4 separate regions of the Homo sapiens genome follow, and all the other regions are linked to region 2. A link is a loop called in an ENCODE intact Hi-C map of the cell type or tissue named here. Cell type or tissue: PC-9. All regions are shown on one strand. Each heading gives the region's core, and the rest is flanking DNA. Links, peaks and the distances in the headings are about the cores only.

Region 1 (4,552 bases), core at 408-4,407, 120 kb after region 2:
CTTTTGTTCTTTGTCATGTCTTACTTTCATTCTAAGATTCTTTACCATCAAAGTTCTTTGAACTTTTCTTTCTCAATCCCCTCCCAATCTTCTTCATCATCTTTTCTCAGCCCTTTGAGCAAGCACTTCAGCTGAATGGTTACACACAGGAGCTTTTGTCTGAGAGAGGTGAGATTCAGAACTCAGATCCTCTACCTGCCAGCTCTATCACAAGGAAACTTCTGACTTGCCCTGTTCACTGGGGCTAACAACAGGGCTCACCGCACAGGTTGCTGTGGTAACAATGCAATGGTACCTGGGAAAAGCTTAGCAAAGTGGGCTTCATGTGCAATAAGTGGCCATTAATGTTAGCTCTATTTTTTGTCCCCCTGATTCATTATTAAATCTTGCTCTTTCCTTCACATTTATCATGAATGATTTGCCTTCATGTTCTTCTAACTTCAAATTTCCTCTTTCAGATTAACTCTTCCTCTTTCCGCCAAATTACTCTCTGGCCTACACACATATTAACAAAACCAACCAGTGGTCATCAGTCTATTACTGAGGTGCCTAAAGACTCTTTTTTAAATGTTAATATACCTATTGCTTTTGAGGCTTTCAGGTTGTGTGCCATTACCATTTAAGGGTAACGTGAGGGTCACTTTTATGTTGTTGAAGGTTTGATGATCTTTCGCTCTTTTCCTCTGTCCACAACACCATCCCCTTCCATTTTCAGATACGTGCTCCCATCTTTGTCATCTGCGGCCCTCCTTTCTGTGTTGGTAATTGTTTCTTCTTTAATTTTCACCCTCTCATCTTCTAATTCACCTTTCCCTGATTAGTCTGGACAAGTAACTTTAACTTGTGATTCACTATTATTTCATTTACCCAATTTAAGAAGAAAGAGGTGTTACCCAATGGCCTTTCTGTATACCACGAATACACTAGTTGTAACTTTAAAAGCAGCCAACTGACAAGTTCTTCTCATTTGATATTCATAGAACATGGTTTTGCTTTTTTTCCCCTAAAAAGTCGATATTCAATAAAGAATAGATGTCCTCTAGTAGTCTGATAGAGATCTAGATATCACTCCTAATACAGTTTCCCATTATAAAAATTAATCTATCCTGAGCTCCACAGATTGTTTTCTCTGTCATTACACTGTCATGCCCAGCTTCCTCACCATACACTACCATCACCATCCCTCAAACCCTGGGCCCAAACCCCACTACTTTCTCATATAATTCTGGTCCAGGATCTGATGTGGCACCATGTTACTGGGCCCAATTCTACTCTGCCCTAGACCTCTCTGCCCCTTAATCTGCATTCTGATCATACACAAACAGAAAACACTCCAGAAGATTCATATTAACAATAATCGAATGTACAGTAGATACTGGGTTCTCAGCTGAAATGTTTACCTACTTATCTCAGTTAATCTTTATAGGTACCATTTTATTCCCATTTTATAAATTAGAAAGGTTAAGTAACTTCCCCAAAGTCCCTTAATTAGTCATTCCCTAAGTCATTTAACTAGTGCCAGAACCTGAAGCCACATTTGTCTGATTCCAAAGCCTGTCTCCTTTCTGCTTAGTGCCCCTTAAGAGGAATTGGTGAAGGAGGCAGGGAGGATCCCCCTGAAACTCTACAGAGTTTCACCAAGGCCCTGCTGCTAAGATTTCAGGTGTCATACTCTAATGCAGTGTTGATCTGAACATGGAAATCTATCTTGCATCTATAGGTTGTTGCTCAGTGCAAGGCTCTGAGCTAGGTACTCTGTGCAATGGTGAATAACACACATGGTCTGTCCTCAAAAAGCTCACTGTAGAGTAAAGCAGCTTGGTATTCCAGATCAACCGAGGGTGAGTTACAGAAAATCTTCATGAACCCTGTCATCTTTTGACATATCAGGGACCTAAATGAAAAGTGAAAAATATAGAAATGGGCCTTTTCATAGTACCTTTTTGAGCAACTGCTCGGGTTCAAGAGAAATATGCCCAAGATAAGGTTTTTGCCATAGGTTTTTTTGCACATATCTGCTCTAAATGTAACCACTACAAAAGCAAAGGATGAAAGTCTTTCTGAGGCTACTCCAAGTTTTTCCACAAGGGGTACCCCATGACTGAGTTCTTTCATTGAGCAGAACAAATGTTCAGAGGCACTGGACTTCCTTGCCTTTGGCTGCTTCAGGAATCGTAGCTCATAGTTCTGTTTCTGGGCTCATCCATCAGGAGGGACCATAAGGTACTAGTTCTCCCAACTTAGACTTTACTATGAGAGCTAAGCACACCCACAATATTCCTGATGATTGGGACCACTGGGATATCAGCTACTCAGCACTCAAGAAGGACCAGAACCCAGAATTCGTGGAAGACCTTGCAGACATGCAACAAGAGTCCAGAAGTTCCACCACCTACAAAAACGGTTGTGCCCTTCCAACCACACTGACTGCAAGCCTCTGTAATCACATTTTCTAAAAATAAACCAAGGCTCAGAATGGTGTCACCGCCAGTTCTTCTGTTTATTCATTATTCATTTATGCACACATTCATTCAAAAAATATTTAAGTACTTAGTGTGTGGCAGGCACTATTCTAGGTGATGGAACACAGCAGGGCATGAGTCATTCAAGGTCACTGCTCTCATGGAGCTCAAATTCCAGGAGAGGAGAAAGGAAATAAGAAAACAAATAGATAAAATACTCTTAGACAGTGATAGGTACTTTGAATACTCCAATAATAATGAAGATTATAATAATACTTCAATAAAAATGATGATGATAATATTAGCAGCGAAACTTACATAGATAGTGCTTAATAAGATCCAAGTAGGGTTCAAAGTGCTTTACATATATTAACTCGTTTGATCCTCACAACCCTATGAGAAATGTGTACTACAGCACTTCCATTTAACAAATGAGAAAACTGAGGTTTAGAGGCTAAGTAATTTGCCTGAGTTTCTGAGAACAAGGGAATATGACGGAGAGTGGTGATATGGGCAATGGGGCTTACTTTAGATAAAACAGGACAGACTTCTTTTAGGGGATGATACTTCAGCTAGAACCTGAACAATGAGAAGGAGCCAGCCTTGGAATGCTGTGGGGGAAGAGCACTCCTGGCAGAGGGAACAAGTGCTACGGCCCAGAGGCAGCTACACAACAGGTGTGTTTTAGGAAAATAAAGATGGCCAGCATGGCTGGAATGAAGTGCTAAGTCAGACAATGGCAAGATGAAGTTGGAAGGGAGGCTGCAGCCAGATAAGATAGGCCCTTACTGGGCATGGTAAGAGCTTGAGTCTTCTTCTAGGAACAACAGGAAGACGTTGAAGGGTTTAAGATGGGAAGTGATATGGTACATACATTTTAAAAATATGACTGCCTCCTGTGTGGAGAGTGGACTATGAGACACAGATAAGGAATGAACCAGGGAGAACAACTAGAGGCTATTGCAGGGATACAGGTGAGCAGTGAGGGTGATGAGAACAATTGTTGCAGTAGGGAAGTGGTCAAGATATGTTTTGGAGGTAGAGTCTGCATGATTGGCTGTTGGATTAAAATACAGTGATAAGGGAAAGAGAGATGGCATTTATAATTACTATGGTTTTACCCTGACATAGTGACTTCTAAGAGCCAGTTCTTAAATTTTCAGGAATTTTGCAAGACAGTTGCTAAACATAGCCATTATTAAAAATTAAATGTTATAAATTTATAATTAAATAAATTATATTAGGCAAAAGTAACGCATGCCTAAAACTTATCACTTCCTAATTGTTTTACTTATACTACATTTTTATTGTTATCTATGATCTTGAGGTTATTGATGGTTACATATCTGTTTGGTGGAAATATTACATAATGGTAAGCTGCTGCATATCTTTCCTGCAAGCAGTGGCCTCACATCGGTTGCTTTAAATTAGCCACGGTGGGAGTATTTACACCATGGAAAAGAGCAAATGTGACAGATCAGGGCTTCTTCACTTACTGTTTTGTTGATTGCCTAGAATGAAGAAAATGATGAGGGAAATGTCAATAATGCAGATTAGACTTAAAAGTGTATTGTCTTTGTAGTCACTGAATTATGAATAGCACAAAATATTGAGAAATTCTTCTTTCAGGATTCAAAAGTATTATCTGGTGTGACATCTCTTTCCCCTCCTTCTCTCTTTCAATCTAGGGACTAAGCATTATCCAAAAGCAATGGTTAAATTACCGCATTGGATGAGAAAAATTCTAGTTGCTTTGTTTTGTTTTTATTTTCTACCACGCAGGGGCACATGAGGAAGATTAGACCAGGTATGGACAAAATTTTAAGATATATTTTTTTTCTCCACATGTGGCATAGTGTGTTAGTAAATTCTGCAGCCCTGTTACAAAAAATTTGTACTAGATCCTCCTGGACCACGGTAACCTTTATGCATGCTGAGGGTCAGGTCTTGTCATGCATAGGTAAATTAGATCCTCTGCATGAGCTAAACTGCAAGCTCCATGGGGGCAGGGAGCTTTGTCTGTTTGTTCACTGATTTACTCCCAAGAACTCTGAATAGTGCCTGACACACACTAGGTATTTAGTGTTGAA
Region 2 (4,552 bases), core at 158-4,157:
AACACACAAGAAGTGCTCCTCCCTACATGTGGACACTACATGGGATGATATGATGATGATGATGATGATGATGACGATGACGATGTCAGCCATGTGGCTGCCCCTCATCTTATAGCACTTATCTTGTCCATCTGGTGCTAAAGAGCCAGTCTCAGAGGAGGTATGTCATCTGCTTCCTATGGTCAGCTGAGTTGAACAAAATACCATGAAGTGATTCAAGCCAGGAAGTCAATCAATATAACTCAAGCTGAAAGAGCCCTTCTTTAAAGAATCTAAAGAATTGCCTCATCTTTCCTCCTTCCTTTTCTCAACCAAACAACAAAATGTTTTGCCTTAAGAATTAGATGCCTTAAGGATTTTGTTTTAAATTAGAATTTTATGAATGTCCTTCCTCTCTGAAATTTTATATTATAAATATGTGTAGAAATACTCTAAAGGGATGTCTGTGATCTGGGTGTTGGGATTTCATCTTGCTACATGGGATAATGAAATACGGAACTTATTTGAGCAGAGATTCAGGTCTATTGAGAATTATAACCAAAGTACCGCTTATTGAGCACTTTCTAAGCTAAACGACTTTATATACTTTATCGAATCCTTACTATAAATTTATATTTTCTCCATTTTGCAAATGAAAATTCTAAAGAAAAATTTTACTAGTTGTAAAAAGGCCATATCTGCTTGGCCATAAGACCTGTTTATGCTATTCTGTCTCACTAACAAATTTTTAGATAGAAGTCACTAGAGATGAACATTAGGCTAACCTTAAAAGATAATGATGGAGAAAAAGAAAAACACTCAAAATGCTTTACAAGTTTTACTTTAGTCTTCACAACCACCCTACGAGGTAGCAGCTTTTGTTGCCTTCATTTTACAGATGAGGGATCCAAGCAGAGAAATCAGTTGTGTGCCAGACTCACATAGCTGGTGGCCCGTAGCAGAGCTGGGATTCAAACCCAGGCAGTTTGACCTTGAGCTTTGTGTTATGCTGTCATAGGCAGGGGTCAGTCTCCTGAAGCCTTGCACAGGGAAGGAAATGTTCCCTTCCTTGTGCATTAGGCAAGCTGCCCTGAACTTCCTGCAGCACCCACCATAGAATAACCCACCAACTCCATAGGAAACCTCGCTTATGCACCCAGATCTGGTCTGTGATTTGCTACAGAAAGACAAGAAATGGCCTGTGGCTTCTTGCTAGGTATGTTGAAAAGCATGGTGGGGTGGGAGTGCAAGCCATGATTAATTGTTTGCTGATGTGGAAAGTCTATAAAGTTTGAACCACATTTCTCAGAAACATGAAGAGGAACAAATAATTTCTGGTCCATTAAGCCTTTTCTTACAGGGCTTCATATTGTTTTCTCAGGGGTTTTGTTTGTTTGTTTGACCTCAGAATGTGAGCAATAATGTGTCTTTTTTTTCCCTTTCTGGCTAAAACCAAACCTTTTGACTTCTCAGTTGATATAAACGTGCCCTTTCTCCCGCCCCTCAGACTTGTTCTTTCTTTTTTTTTTTTTTTAAGATGGAGTCTCACCCTGTCACCCAGGCTGGAGTGCAATGGCGCAATCTTGACTCACTGCAACCTCCGCCTCCTGGGTTCAAGTGATTCTCCTGCCTCAGCCTACGGAGTAGCTGGGATTATAGGCGCTCGCCACCATGCCTGGCTAATTTTTTTGTATCTTTAGTAGAGATGGTGTTTCACCATGTTGGCCAGTCTGGTCTCAAACTCCTGACCTCGTGATCCGCCCGCCTCAGCCTCCCAAAATGCTGGGATTACAGCAGGGCCACCGTGTACGGCTGACTTGTTTCATTTCTTAGAGCTAAAATGAGGTTTGGAGAAAGCTCTGTTCATTTTGAAGCCTCAGTCTTCACCCCAACACTCCTGGATCCTGGCTGGAGGAGCTGTGATTACCCGAGATAGGAAAACCCTGGCAGCTCAGCTACAGGCCTAAATAAACAGTGAATCTTCTTGCAAGCAGCCCATCTGGGCTTCAAATGCCCCCAGAGTCTCCTTCAGCCTGGTGCGTGGGCTCTGTGGGGCCTGCATTTCAGAGCCTCCTGTGGTGCTTCCCCTTCCAGGGCAGGCCCCACTGGGCACTGACTCAGGGCTTATCATTCTTTACTAGAAGTTCCGGATGAAGCAATGCAGGGGAGAGAGTCACTGTTTCTGCTCCCTAACTCTGACCATGACTCATTATTCAGCAAACACAAAACGGTTCCACATCCTCCTCCCGAGAAGGAGGCGCAGAGCCCATTACATAAGCAGCAGTCTACAGCTGCTCTTGGGTAATTGAAAGTGAAGCCCTCAACTGGAGGTCCTGCTGGGATGGCATGACTCCCTCCTCACCCCTTGATACCAATCTTTATGAGCAGAGAAACCCTCTCCAGGAGAGGGCCCCCAAAGCCAGGGGGTTTGTTTTTTGCACAGTAGGCCTCATGTTTGGAATAGCTTGTATTTTCTGCCTTGTTAAAACCTGGCCCTTCCGTAGTGTCTCTGATCTTATCTCCTGATGAGCCAGAGCTGAGCTGCGGGAGGCAGAATCTGCCCAGCGTGCTGAGCAGAGGAGGAAACGTGGCCTGGGGTTTCTGTGCCCAGGGACCCACCCAAGAAGGACCACCCAGGAACGATCATCTTAGGGAGAGGATTCACAAGAGCTGCTTTTGTTTAATAAGCTCAGCACTGCAATCATAGAAAATAGAGTTGAATTGCAAAGCCCAGAGTAAAGGGGATGGTTGTTGATCTGGTTCAGGGGTAGGAAAAGTAACTTTAAATTGATCTGAAAAAAAAAAACAGAGGGGTTAAAAGAGATCATCTCTGGGCTCAGTAATCCTGTCTTCTTTCCCAGCCTGCACTACCAGGCAATTACTTTTCAGGAGTGGTGGGAAGCCAAACAAATTCTGAACATCCTTATCTGGAACCTGTTTCATGCAGAGAAGGCCTGCTTGTAAACACAACAGGACGTACAAGCTGATGAGGAGAAGGCTATCTTTTTGAACGTTGCCCCTGGGGGACTGGGAGGTCTGCTAGCCCTGGCTCCTCGGGCAAGACCACAACCCTCTAACTGGGCCTCACTTTCTGCTTTGGCTGAGCTGGGAACGGCCAGCAAGGGAGGAGTCGCGGGTGAGGGAGCACATTGGCCTCCACCTTGGCAATGCTGCTGTCCCCAAGGGAAATGTTCCAGGGAATGTCCTCAGCACCACAGAGAACTGAAATCCTGGAGAAAACTGGCCTAAGGAGCTCAGAAAGGCCAATAAAACTGGGGCATTTGGGGAAGAAGAGGAAATGGAATGGCATTATTGGATGATTTAAATGTGGTGTGTTGCTATGGTTCCCAGCCTTCTTGAAAGTCACAGACATGGTGTATGGGCTGAATTGTGTCTTCCCAAAACTCACATGTTGAGTACAGTACTACAAAATATATTTGAAGAGATTTGAGTTACAGCACTACACATTTGAGTTACAGTACTACAAAATGTATTTGAAGACGGAGCCTTTGAAGGGGTAATTGAGTTAAAATGAGGTCATAAGGTGGTCCCTAATCCAAGGCGATTGGTGTCCTTATAAAGAGAGAAGATACCATAGAAGGAAGACCCTGCGAAGATAAAGGGAAGAGACAACCATCTGCAAGCAGAGGAGAGAGGCTTCAAAAGAAACCAACTCTGCCAGCACCTTGATCTTGGACTTCTAACATCTAGAACCATGAGAAAATAAATTTCTGCTGTTTAAGCCACCCAGTCTATTGTATTAATACTTTGTTACGGCAGTCCAAGTTGAGTAATGTACAAGGTGACCCTGCAATTCCCTAGATTTGGAGTGCTTGGCTTTTGTTTGTAGCTCAAAGCCTGTCTCTTTTACAGGTAGCTCTCAGAAGACAAGTGAGGGGACACGCAGAAAGGGAGGTCCTTCTTCCCCCACTACAATCCCTGAGCATGGATGGAGATGGGAGGGCTGGGATCCTCAGTTCTGTGAGAAAAATACAAAGGACCATAAGCCCTGGTGAGAAGGGAGAGTCTCCCTGAGGCACTAGTAAGGAAGTGACCTGGACCTGGACCTCCCACTCCAGGACATTTTAACCAGCCCTGTGTCAACAGAGCATGCGCAACCCAGAGGACATTTTCTTTGAGCCCCACTTTACAGTCTCATTTACCTGGAGCCTGGCTGGGCTCCATCAGCCCCCATTCAGTTAAGAAACTGCCAAAGGAGCAGTTTATCCATATGCCTGCAGGATATTAAGGGAAATGAATTTTGTGTTCTGGCTGAGAGGGCCTCAGTGGACACTTCCAAAAGGAACCCTGATTCACAGTATTTGATACTTGGTTATTGGCTTTGGTAGAGCTTGGTTTTGTGTTCTGTCTTCTGAGAGGCAGGTACTGGACACCAGAAGCAGCAGGATAATGGCCCTGAAGGAGTCCTGACTGCAACCCCCTGACCACCACCACCGGAGAATTTGCTCCAGCTTTACTCTCTTCTGATTTTCCAGAAATCTGGCATTTTAAATAGCTATTTTGTGTTGGCCTCTTTTCTTCCTTTCTAAAAAGTATGTTTTAATTAAATGTT
Region 3 (4,552 bases), core at 174-4,173, 170 kb after region 2:
GTGGCATTGACCATTTATTATGTACCCGATAAAAGCATTCCATTATCCTTTAATTCATTGGTTGAAAATAGTTTGGAGGAAGTGTTAGCTCATGAGAATAATATACTCTTAATTTATTAAACATTTATAGTAAATTAACAGAAAAACTTAAACAAAATTTAAAAGTGAGCCCAAAGGGATGAATTGATGAAACATTTTATCATGTTTTATAACTGAAAATACAGTCTCCTAGATAGATACATTCAGTACCCTGTGGGTGAGGAGATGTGGTAAAATGGGTGTGAAGTAACTGATCTCAGTAACACTCCTCTTTCTTTAGTAACTGAGGCCTCCGTGTGACTGCAGACATCAACCGAGTGCTCATAGCTTCCTCGTGATGCCTGGCCAGTGTTATGATACTAGGCAACCCAGTGTCTCAGGACCAACAGCGGAATAAACTTTGGCAGAGATCTATACGAGTTATTTCCTTTCTTACACTGCACAATTTCCTAGACATTCAGCCACCCTCTCATCATCAGACCTGCTGAAATCCATAATAAGCAACAGGCTATTAGATAAAAATAGTGGAATAAAACTGCAAATAACATTCTCCCCAAAATGCAGAGATGTCTGTCCTCCGGGAATATTTTATTCAGCTCTGGCGGCTATAGCGAAATACCATAAACTGGATGGCTTAAACAACGAATACTTATTTTTCACAGTTCCAGAGTTTGGAAGTCCAAAATGAGAGTGTCAGCTGGCTGGGGTTCTTCGTGAAGGCCCTCTTCCAGTTGCAGACAGCTGACTTCTCACTGTATCCTCATATGGCAATAAGAGGGTTCACTAGCTCTCTGGGGCTTCTTATCAGAGCACGAATCCCATTCATGAGGGTTCTACCCTTATGACCTTATTAGCTCCCAAAGGACCCACGTCCAAATACCATCACATTGGGGATTTGATTTCAATATATGAATTTGGGGGTAGGGGGCACAAACATTCAGTCTATAACATAAAGGATGGAAGATTCTCATCCTGTGATCTCCTCTTTGGACCAGTAGTATTTGCTTATTAAACCTGGACGGATTTCCAAGTGCAGCTAAGTACACTTGACATGTTAATTTAAGGATATTGCTTAAATCCAATTGTGCTATCTCCAATATTCATCTTCAACAGAGAAGACATATCTAGGTTATACAAATCCTACATGTCATCTAGAGAAAGGTAATGTATCCAGAATGTACAAATTGCAAGTTATCATCAGATAATTGTCTGGGCAGACAAAGCAAAGGCAAAAAACAGCTAAGGTCCTGACCACAGAACTCTGCTCTCTTAAGCTTTGTGCTCAGCATAACTCACCCCATTCTGCTTGAGTGTTCCTCTTGTAAATTCTGCTTAGATTCAAAAGACCAGGGGTTCAAATCCTGGCTCTACCACCTAATTGCATAAACATGGGAAAACCACTTATACATCTTTTTGTCTGTTTCCTTATCTATAGAATGGGGATGGTGATAAGATAAGGTCCACCTTACAGCATGCTGGGGTTCTGAGCTCGTTGAATGTTAAAGTCCTAAACAAACATTAGTTGTAATTGGTTCCTAGAGGGCAATCTCATCGACAGCATGAAATCAGAAATGAGACAGCTTCGCTCATGAGTCTCACTCATCAGCTTTGTGACATTAAGCAACTTACTTCTCAAAATTTATGTTTCGTCATCTGTAAAGAGGATGATTTTAATGAGAGTAGCATCTCTGTAGGACAGTTACAAGCATTAAATGACATAATCTAAGACCTCCTGCATGTCTTTTTGGGGGAGTTCAGTGGTCATGCAATACACTATGGAGAGACTAGAAGGAAGGCAGACAGGTGCAGTTTCCATTTGGCATCATGGGTCAGCATGCCCCAGTGGCATCAGGGTTCTTTCTTTGGCTGCAGAGCTGCATTCCCATGCTATGCTAATAACCTCTGCAAAACACAGTCGACCTGATCTTCCTGCTCTTTCCAGATAATGTGACCAACCTTTAGCCACCACTTGCTCACTTACCCGATAGGTTGTAAAACCAGTTTTTTTGGCATCTTGCCACCTCATCAGTGCTCACCTGCATATTTTTTTTCTGGGTTAGAGGATCATGAGTTCTTGGGTTCGCTGTGGTCAGAGTCAATAGCTGTCTATCAGGAAGTTGCTTTATTAATGAGATAATTCAGAATTTCTTCCGGAACTTCAATCTGTTGCTGGGTAACAACCTGTACCTAAAATCTACACAGATCTTCAATTATCGCTTAGTTAGGAACATGCTAGGATTGCCCGGCTGTCAAACACTCTTAATTGCACTAGGACCGGTTAGTATCTCATGCATTTGGAGCACAAAAGCACTGAGCAAAGCATATGACTGTCTGGTCAAGTCAAGCCCGCCGTTCCAACATTAGGCAATTGTTTCCATGAACAGTTTTCACGCTTCTGATATGGAAAAGAGATATGATCATGGCTATTATTTGCTTTGTGTTTCTAATATGCTGAGCAGTGTTTTAAGCATATAACAACTGCTAATTCATTTAATTTATGAGGTAAATGTTATCATATAAAGAAACCTATGTGCTCAGAGGTTAAGCAACATGCTCCTAGTCATACAGCCACCCTTCACTAGGCTATTTTGCCTACTGTTATTTCAAAAGCTGGGGACAGGGGAAATAACATTAATTTGTTTCTCATAATGGCAGAAGACCGTTTCTTTCTGTTACTAAATTTACTATGAAGAATTTCATTGCAAATAGTTATGCAAGAGACCTTTTACAGCTATACTAATTTAACAGTGATGTAATCTTGATTCTAAAAAATATATATTTGGGTCAGAAAGAGTCTCACCATTTCCTTTATTGTATTTTCCCCCAATATGAAAATTGTTTTGTAAAGTTTTAGCATTTTTTCCCTTTCATATCTACTCTGATTGGCTTTCGGGACCAATACGAGTTACAAATTAGATGCTTCCAAAATATCTAGTTGAACATTTCACTCAGTCAATTGTTTTGTTGCCTAATGTAATATCCATTTGTTCCCCCAGAGAGAGATTTTCTTCAGTGTAGCAATGATTTTGGTGCTTTTCAGACACGATCAATTTAATAGCAAAATGCCTTACACCTCACAGGTACATAGTAATACTTAACAAATGAAATAATGAATGAGTTAATATGAACTTTTGACAATCCTATATTTATATCCACATCACATAGGAATGCTCAGCTTACAACTGTCTTTTAAAGAACATTATTAATCAGAATAAAACTTACTTCATGGGCCTAGCTACTAATAATTTCTTATTACTGACCATTTCCTTCTTTTAAGTGGTAGGATGGATAGGAAAGAGGGAGGAATAGTGAGGAATTCACAAATGAAAGAGAGACCCTTAGAATCTTGGTTCTCAAGCTTATGAGAACTAAAGGTCCCCTTTTATAACAAATATTTTCTTATGCTCCTTTACTAGCTTAAAATGAAATTTATAGAAAATATAGTCTGTAATGCACATTAATTTTAAAAAATATAACTATCATATATCAATAATATTATTAAAATAATGTAATGCCTTAACTTTGATATAAAGGAGAAATAAAAGAAATTATATATATAATTATATATAATAATATATAAATATATATATATTTAAGTATGGAAAGGCACAGATGGTAGCTATGCTACAAAATGTAATGAAGTAGTCAGGTGCTTATACTGTTAATATATTGATGCCAATATATTACCTTCAAGTTGACTCTTCTTTTCATATTTGACATTTTGAATAAAGAATAAAAAGTATATTTAAATGTATACTTAGAACCACCTTGAATCAAGAGCTACAAACACAGATTGTTATCAGTTTATTCTATTGGTGACTCAGTTCCAGAAGTTAAGATGCTCCTGTGAAATGAACTTCAAAGATGGTTAACAAACCTGGGTAAAGTTCTGAGTTAAATAAAGCATAATCTCTCCTCAACTCAACTGGTAGTTGTATTCTTGGAACACTCAATTTTATTAAAATGATGCTAGGGCTGTGAATGGTGGCCTGCATCTGTAATTCCAGCACTTTGGGAGGCTGAGGTGGGAGATTGCTTAAGCCCAGGAGATCAAGGCTGCAGTGTGCCATGATCTTGCCACTGCACTCCAGCCTGGGCATGAGATCTTGTCTCTAAAAACAAAAAGAGAGGAAAAAAAACCATGCTAAAAACAATTTATGCTTATATGTAAAACAGATAGGGCATTAAACATTGTGAGAGATAGGACAATAATTTTTCATTGTCAAGGGTTGACCTATGCTCTGTAATATGTTTAACATCCCTGGCTCTCTCACGCATATTTTTAAAAATTAACATTATTTTAATTGACAAATGATAATTTTATACATTTATGGGGTACAATGTGATGTTTTGATATAGGTATACAATGTGGAATGATTAAAACAGGCTAATTAACATATCAATTACCTCACTTACCATTTTTTGTTGGGAGATATTCTAAATTTATTCTCTTAGCTACTTTGAAATATACGTTATTATTAACCATATCACCCTGATATGCAATAGATCTCGA
Region 4 (4,552 bases), core at 327-4,326, 160 kb after region 2:
TCGCCGGGCCCCGCGAGCCGGGGAACCCGGAGAGCTCTGCTCAGGAAGATCCCTCGCAGCCAGGAAAGGAAGCTCCCTGAATCCTTGCGTCCCGAAGGACGGAGGTTCAAGCAGAGTGAGAAGTTAAAATACCCTTAAGGAGGTTCAAGCAGAGTGAGAAGTTAAAATACCCTTAAGGTCTTTAAGGGAGGAAGTGTAATAGATGCACGACAGGCATAAACAAGAACAACAAAACAGGTGTTATGTGTACATTCGGAGTTCCTGTTTTGCTCATCCCGCACCACCCCACCCTCCACACACTAACATCCCTTTCTTCCCCCCACCAGCTGTAAAAGATCCTATGCGAAAGACACTGGCTCTTTTTTTTAATCCCCCAAATAAATTTTGCCCCCTTTTAGGCCATGTTCCATTATCTCTTAAAATTGGAACCTAATTCGAGAGGAAGTAAGAAGGGTCTGTTCTGTGGCTGAGCTAGGTGAACCCCGGGGTAGGGGAAAGATGTTAACACCTTTGACGTCTTTGGAGTTGACATGGAACAGCAGGTAGTTGTTATGTAGAGCTAGTTCTCAAAGCTGCCCTGCCTGTTTTAGGAGGCGTTCCACAAACAGATTGAGGCTCTTTTAGAATTGAATTTACTCTTCAGTATTTTCTAATGTTCAGCTTTCTAAAAGGCATATATTTTTCAAAGAAGTGAGGATGCAGTTTCTCACGTTGCAACCTATTCTGAAGTGGTTTAAATGGTATCTCTTAGTAACTTGCACTCGTTAAAGAAACACGGAGCTGGGCCATCGTCAGAACTAAGTCAGGGAAGGAGATGGATGAGAAGGCCAGAATCATTCCTAGTACATTTGCTAACACTTTATTGAGAAATTGACCATGAATTAATGGACTCATCTTAATTTCTTCTAAGTCCATATATAGATAGATATCTATCTGTACAGATTTCTATTTATCCATAGATAGGTATCTATACATACACATCTCAAGTGCATCTATTCCCACTCTCATTAATCCATCATGTTCCTAAATTTTTGTAATCTTACTGTAAAAAAAAGTGCACTGAACTTCAAAACAAAACAAAAAACAACAACAACAAAAAACAAGTCCAAACTGATATATCCTATATTCTGTTAAAATTCAAAAGTGAACGAAAGCATTTAACTGGCCAGTTTTGATTGCAAATGCTGTAAAGATATAGAATGAAGTCCTGTGAGGCCTTCCTATCTCCAAGTCTATGTATTTTCTGGAGACCAAACCAGATACCAGATAATCACAAAGAAAGCTTTTTTAATAAGGCTTAAACCAAGACCTTGTCTAGATATTTTTAGTTTGTTGCCAAGGTAGCACTGTGAGAAATCTCACTTGGATGTTATGTAAGGGGTGAGACACAACAGTCTGACTATGAGTGAGGAAAATATCTGGGTCTTTTCGTCAGTTTGGTGCATTTGCTGCTGCTGTTGCTACTGTTTGCCTCAAACGCTGTGTTTAAACAACGTTAAACTCTTAGCCTACAAGGTGGCTCTTATGTACATAGTTGTTAATACATCCAATTAATGATGTCTGACATGCTATTTTTGTAGGGAGAAAATATGTGCTAATGATATTTTGAGTTAAAATATCTTTTGGGGAGGATTTGCTGAAAAGTTGCACTTTTGTTACAATGCTTATGCTTGGTACAAGCTTATGCTGTCTTAAATTATTTTAAAAAAATAAATACTGTCTGTGAGAAACCAGCTGGTTTAGAAAAGTTTAGTATGTGACGATAAACTAGAAATTACCTTTATATTCTAGTATTTTCAGCACTCCATAAATTCTATTACCTAAATATTGCCACACTATTTTGTGATTTAAAAATTCTTACTAAGGAATAAAAACTTTAATATACGATATGATATTGTCTAATAATTAAAAAAGACATAATGGATGCTCAATTAGTTTTAAGATATCTATAACTATAGGGATACAAATCACTACAGTTCTCAGATTTACAGCTTTTTTTTGTCATTGGCTTGATGTCACACATTTCCAATCTCTTGCAAGCCTCCAGGCTCTGGCTTTGTCTACCTGCTCGTTCCCAATGTATCTTAATGAAAAGTGCAAAAGAAAAACCTACCAATTAACTTGTGTGGTTTGTTTATGTTAGACCCAATTTTCTATTGTTTTAATGATTGACAAGTTTTTCAGTTTTCGTCTGTGACATCACATAGCCTCTCTAGTATGGTCAGGTGTTCCTCTTTCACTGGGTCTTGTATAAATAGATGATCACAAAGGGGTGCTTAATATGAGAGTGTTTTGGCTTCTTTTTATAAAATAATTCTGTCATGGGACTTTATCATGGAATTCCAGGATCAGAAATAATTTCTAGACTTTTCTCAAATTTCCATTCAAATCTGTGATATGATACAAACAGTGAAGGATTGTCAGCTTTTAGTTTCAGGAATGTTCTTCACAAACCCCTTGATTTTTGAAAATGTTTAAATGAGAGTCAGATTGTATAAGATGTAGAAAAAGTGCTCCCTCTGCTGACTTTATGGCAACTGAACTGCAAGTCATAACAGTATGAAGCCAGAAGGAGCCACAGCTCATCCAGTCCCCTGCATTTCGTGATAGGAAAAAAAGAAAGGAAGCCCAGAGATATTAAGTATCTTCCCAAGGTCACAGAGCTACCTAGAGTCAGCACTAGCACTAGTGGCCAGCTCTATTATATCCCTCAGTCACTCAACTACTTCCCATTGCAGTATCTTGGACCAAGTAAGCTGAACTTGATTGAGCAGCCCCCATGAAGCTTCGTAACAAACCATAGAACAAAGGAAATTGAAATCAACACTAGAAAACTATGTAGGATTTTTCAGCATTGTTAATTTATTGAACTTTAGAAAAATTATCTGAATCAGAATAATGGGAAAAACAGCATTTCAAATATTTTGAGCTATATTTTGATGCCACTACTGTAGTAATATTAGTTTCATAACCAAAAAGGATTAAAAGTGAATCAGAGGATAATACAGTGTTTTTAGCATGTGTATAATTTTGGTATAATGAGATAAAAAAATCTTCAGAGTTGGGCCAGATTTTACAAGTCAGTTATTTAGTCCAAGTGCCCATATGGTAACATGGTAAGATAAAGTTAGAACAGAAATGCAAAAATAATATTGTCTATATTGTATCTGAAAATCTGAAAAAACTTTATTTTAGTCATTGATTTATTTTAATGAATTAAAAGGCTGAAGTCATAATTCACTAAAGAGGCTTCTATACTTGTAGTGGTGAAATTTCAGCTAAAATGATTTTCCAACTTCAGGCAAATATGAATCTTGAGTCAATGTTTTTATGAGTATAGTATTATACTCATAAAAATTTAATTTTACATACATATATTTTACATAATCTTTAAAAAGATTAATTTTATATAACACATTTCTTAGCAAACTTTATATTGAATTGAAAAAAAATGGCCCTTCCCTCCCCTCCAAAGAGCTAACCTTAAGCACGTTTTCAAGGCACTAGAAACAACACTTTAATAGCTATGTAAAATTTGGAGTTTTAGTTCCTATCATTGTGAAACTATTTTTCATTTAGTTCCCTGTTTCTGGCCATCCAGGCGATGACTTTGGTTATTGCCCACCACCCGAGATTTGTTCAAAAGTTATGTAAAAGGAGGCTCAGCCTACTCCTTTCTATGTCACAGGTCAATTCTTAACCTTTCCATGGAAAGTGATTGCCAGTGGAGCCTCTGGAGAGACATGGCTGGGCAAACACACGAAGGACTTTTACATTAGCTAGAAATGAACAGAGCTCTCATGAATGACTTAAGACCATTATATTGCCAAAAGCTGGCTGTACTGTTGTGATCATGGTATTTTACTTCAGGTAGCAACCTGATATTTTTCATTAAACAAAAATTCTTAACCTATTGGACCCTCAGCTCAATATATTTAGACCCACCCATTGTTCTCACTGTTATTTTAAACAAGTTCAAGATGGATTTACAGTGCATGCTAAAGTCCCATGGAAGTTCTAGTTTTTCATAGAAGAATTTAAGTAAGGGATTGACGTGGGAAATTATCACATATTTTGTGTGATTAAGATGGGATTTATACTAGAAAACATGCGCAGCATGTACTTTAAAAATATGCTATTCTAGGAGTTGTACGTTTGTCTTAAAATCGGGTTTCTTATGCTCGTTCAGAGATTCCATATTGAAAACTCCAAACAAATATAAAACCACCTTTTTTAAATGTTGATATTTTAAAATTCTAAATTCAGTGATGCCTAGTTTGTCCGACAGGAGGGACAGTCAGTGGTTTAGAAAACTAAAACTTCTATGTTCAAATGCCAGTGCTGTTTTTCATTTTTGAATTTTTAGTGGAAAGCATACTAAAATGTATTACACATATCCTCTAAATGTCTTAACCTGGACATACTTAACCTTTCTCAATAATTCAGGGTCATCATTGTAAACATCATTTTTGCACTATGCATGACATCTGGGAGTAATTGCACCTGCACCAAATTTTTTTTTGAGTTCTACCTGCTTTTTATAGGGTTTTTC

The links. A loop is a pair of places that touch in the nucleus more often than their neighbours do. Peaks named below come from ENCODE experiments on the same cell type or tissue, not always from the same donor. Only the 100,000 strongest peaks of a DNase experiment are listed, where the experiment ranks them.
Region 1: a loop joins it to region 2, with 6 times the contacts of the local background. A loop is called at or near these places in 6 of 110 quality-filtered maps.
Region 3: it touches region 2 in a loop (5-fold over the local background); 8 of 110 quality-filtered maps call a loop at or near these places.
Region 4: a loop joins it to region 2, with 5 times the contacts of the local background. A loop is called at or near these places in 43 of 110 quality-filtered maps.

Annotation. Positions count from the first base shown.
Region 1 is chr12:26,151,534-26,156,085 of GRCh38, reverse strand. It overlaps a transcript of SSPN not described here. Among named protein-coding and RNA genes, the nearest start is that of BHLHE41, 29 kb to the right of the region's middle. In PC-9, for the core only: a CTCF peak has its summit at 2,041; DNase peaks (open chromatin) are centred at 2,145, 2,485 and 3,385; H3K4me3 peaks cover 495 bases; H3K27ac peaks cover 2,151 bases.
Region 2 is chr12:26,272,502-26,277,053 of GRCh38, reverse strand. All of the region lies in intron 1 of LOC105369705 (a long non-coding RNA gene), which reads right to left. LOC105369704 (a long non-coding RNA gene) reads left to right here and starts at 999. Exons shown (of 2, transcript NR_188068.1): 1 at 999-1,195; 2 at 3,562-3,725. RefSeq lists enhancers at 1,817-1,866, 1,887-2,326. In PC-9, for the core only: a CTCF peak has its summit at 2,394 (motif pointing right); DNase peaks (open chromatin) are centred at 1,323 and 2,233; H3K4me3 peaks cover 919 bases; H3K27ac peaks cover 3,610 bases.
Region 3 is chr12:26,098,978-26,103,529 of GRCh38, reverse strand. No RefSeq gene overlaps it. Among named protein-coding and RNA genes, the nearest start is that of BHLHE41, 24 kb to the left of the region's middle. In PC-9, for the core only: no CTCF peak of the experiment used is centred there; a DNase peak (open chromatin) is centred at 2,039; H3K4me3 peaks cover 1,487 bases; H3K27ac peaks cover 2,755 bases.
Region 4 is chr12:26,117,594-26,122,145 of GRCh38, reverse strand. It overlaps BHLHE41 (basic helix-loop-helix family member e41), which reads left to right. Exons shown (of 5, transcript NM_030762.3): 5 at 1-2,116. The coding sequence ends at 80. It also overlaps a transcript of SSPN not described here. Among named protein-coding and RNA genes, the nearest start is that of BHLHE41, 5.2 kb to the left of the region's middle. In PC-9, for the core only: CTCF peaks have their summits at 2,323 and 2,537 (motif pointing left); a DNase peak (open chromatin) is centred at 2,525; H3K4me3 peaks cover 2,172 bases; H3K27ac peaks cover 3,548 bases.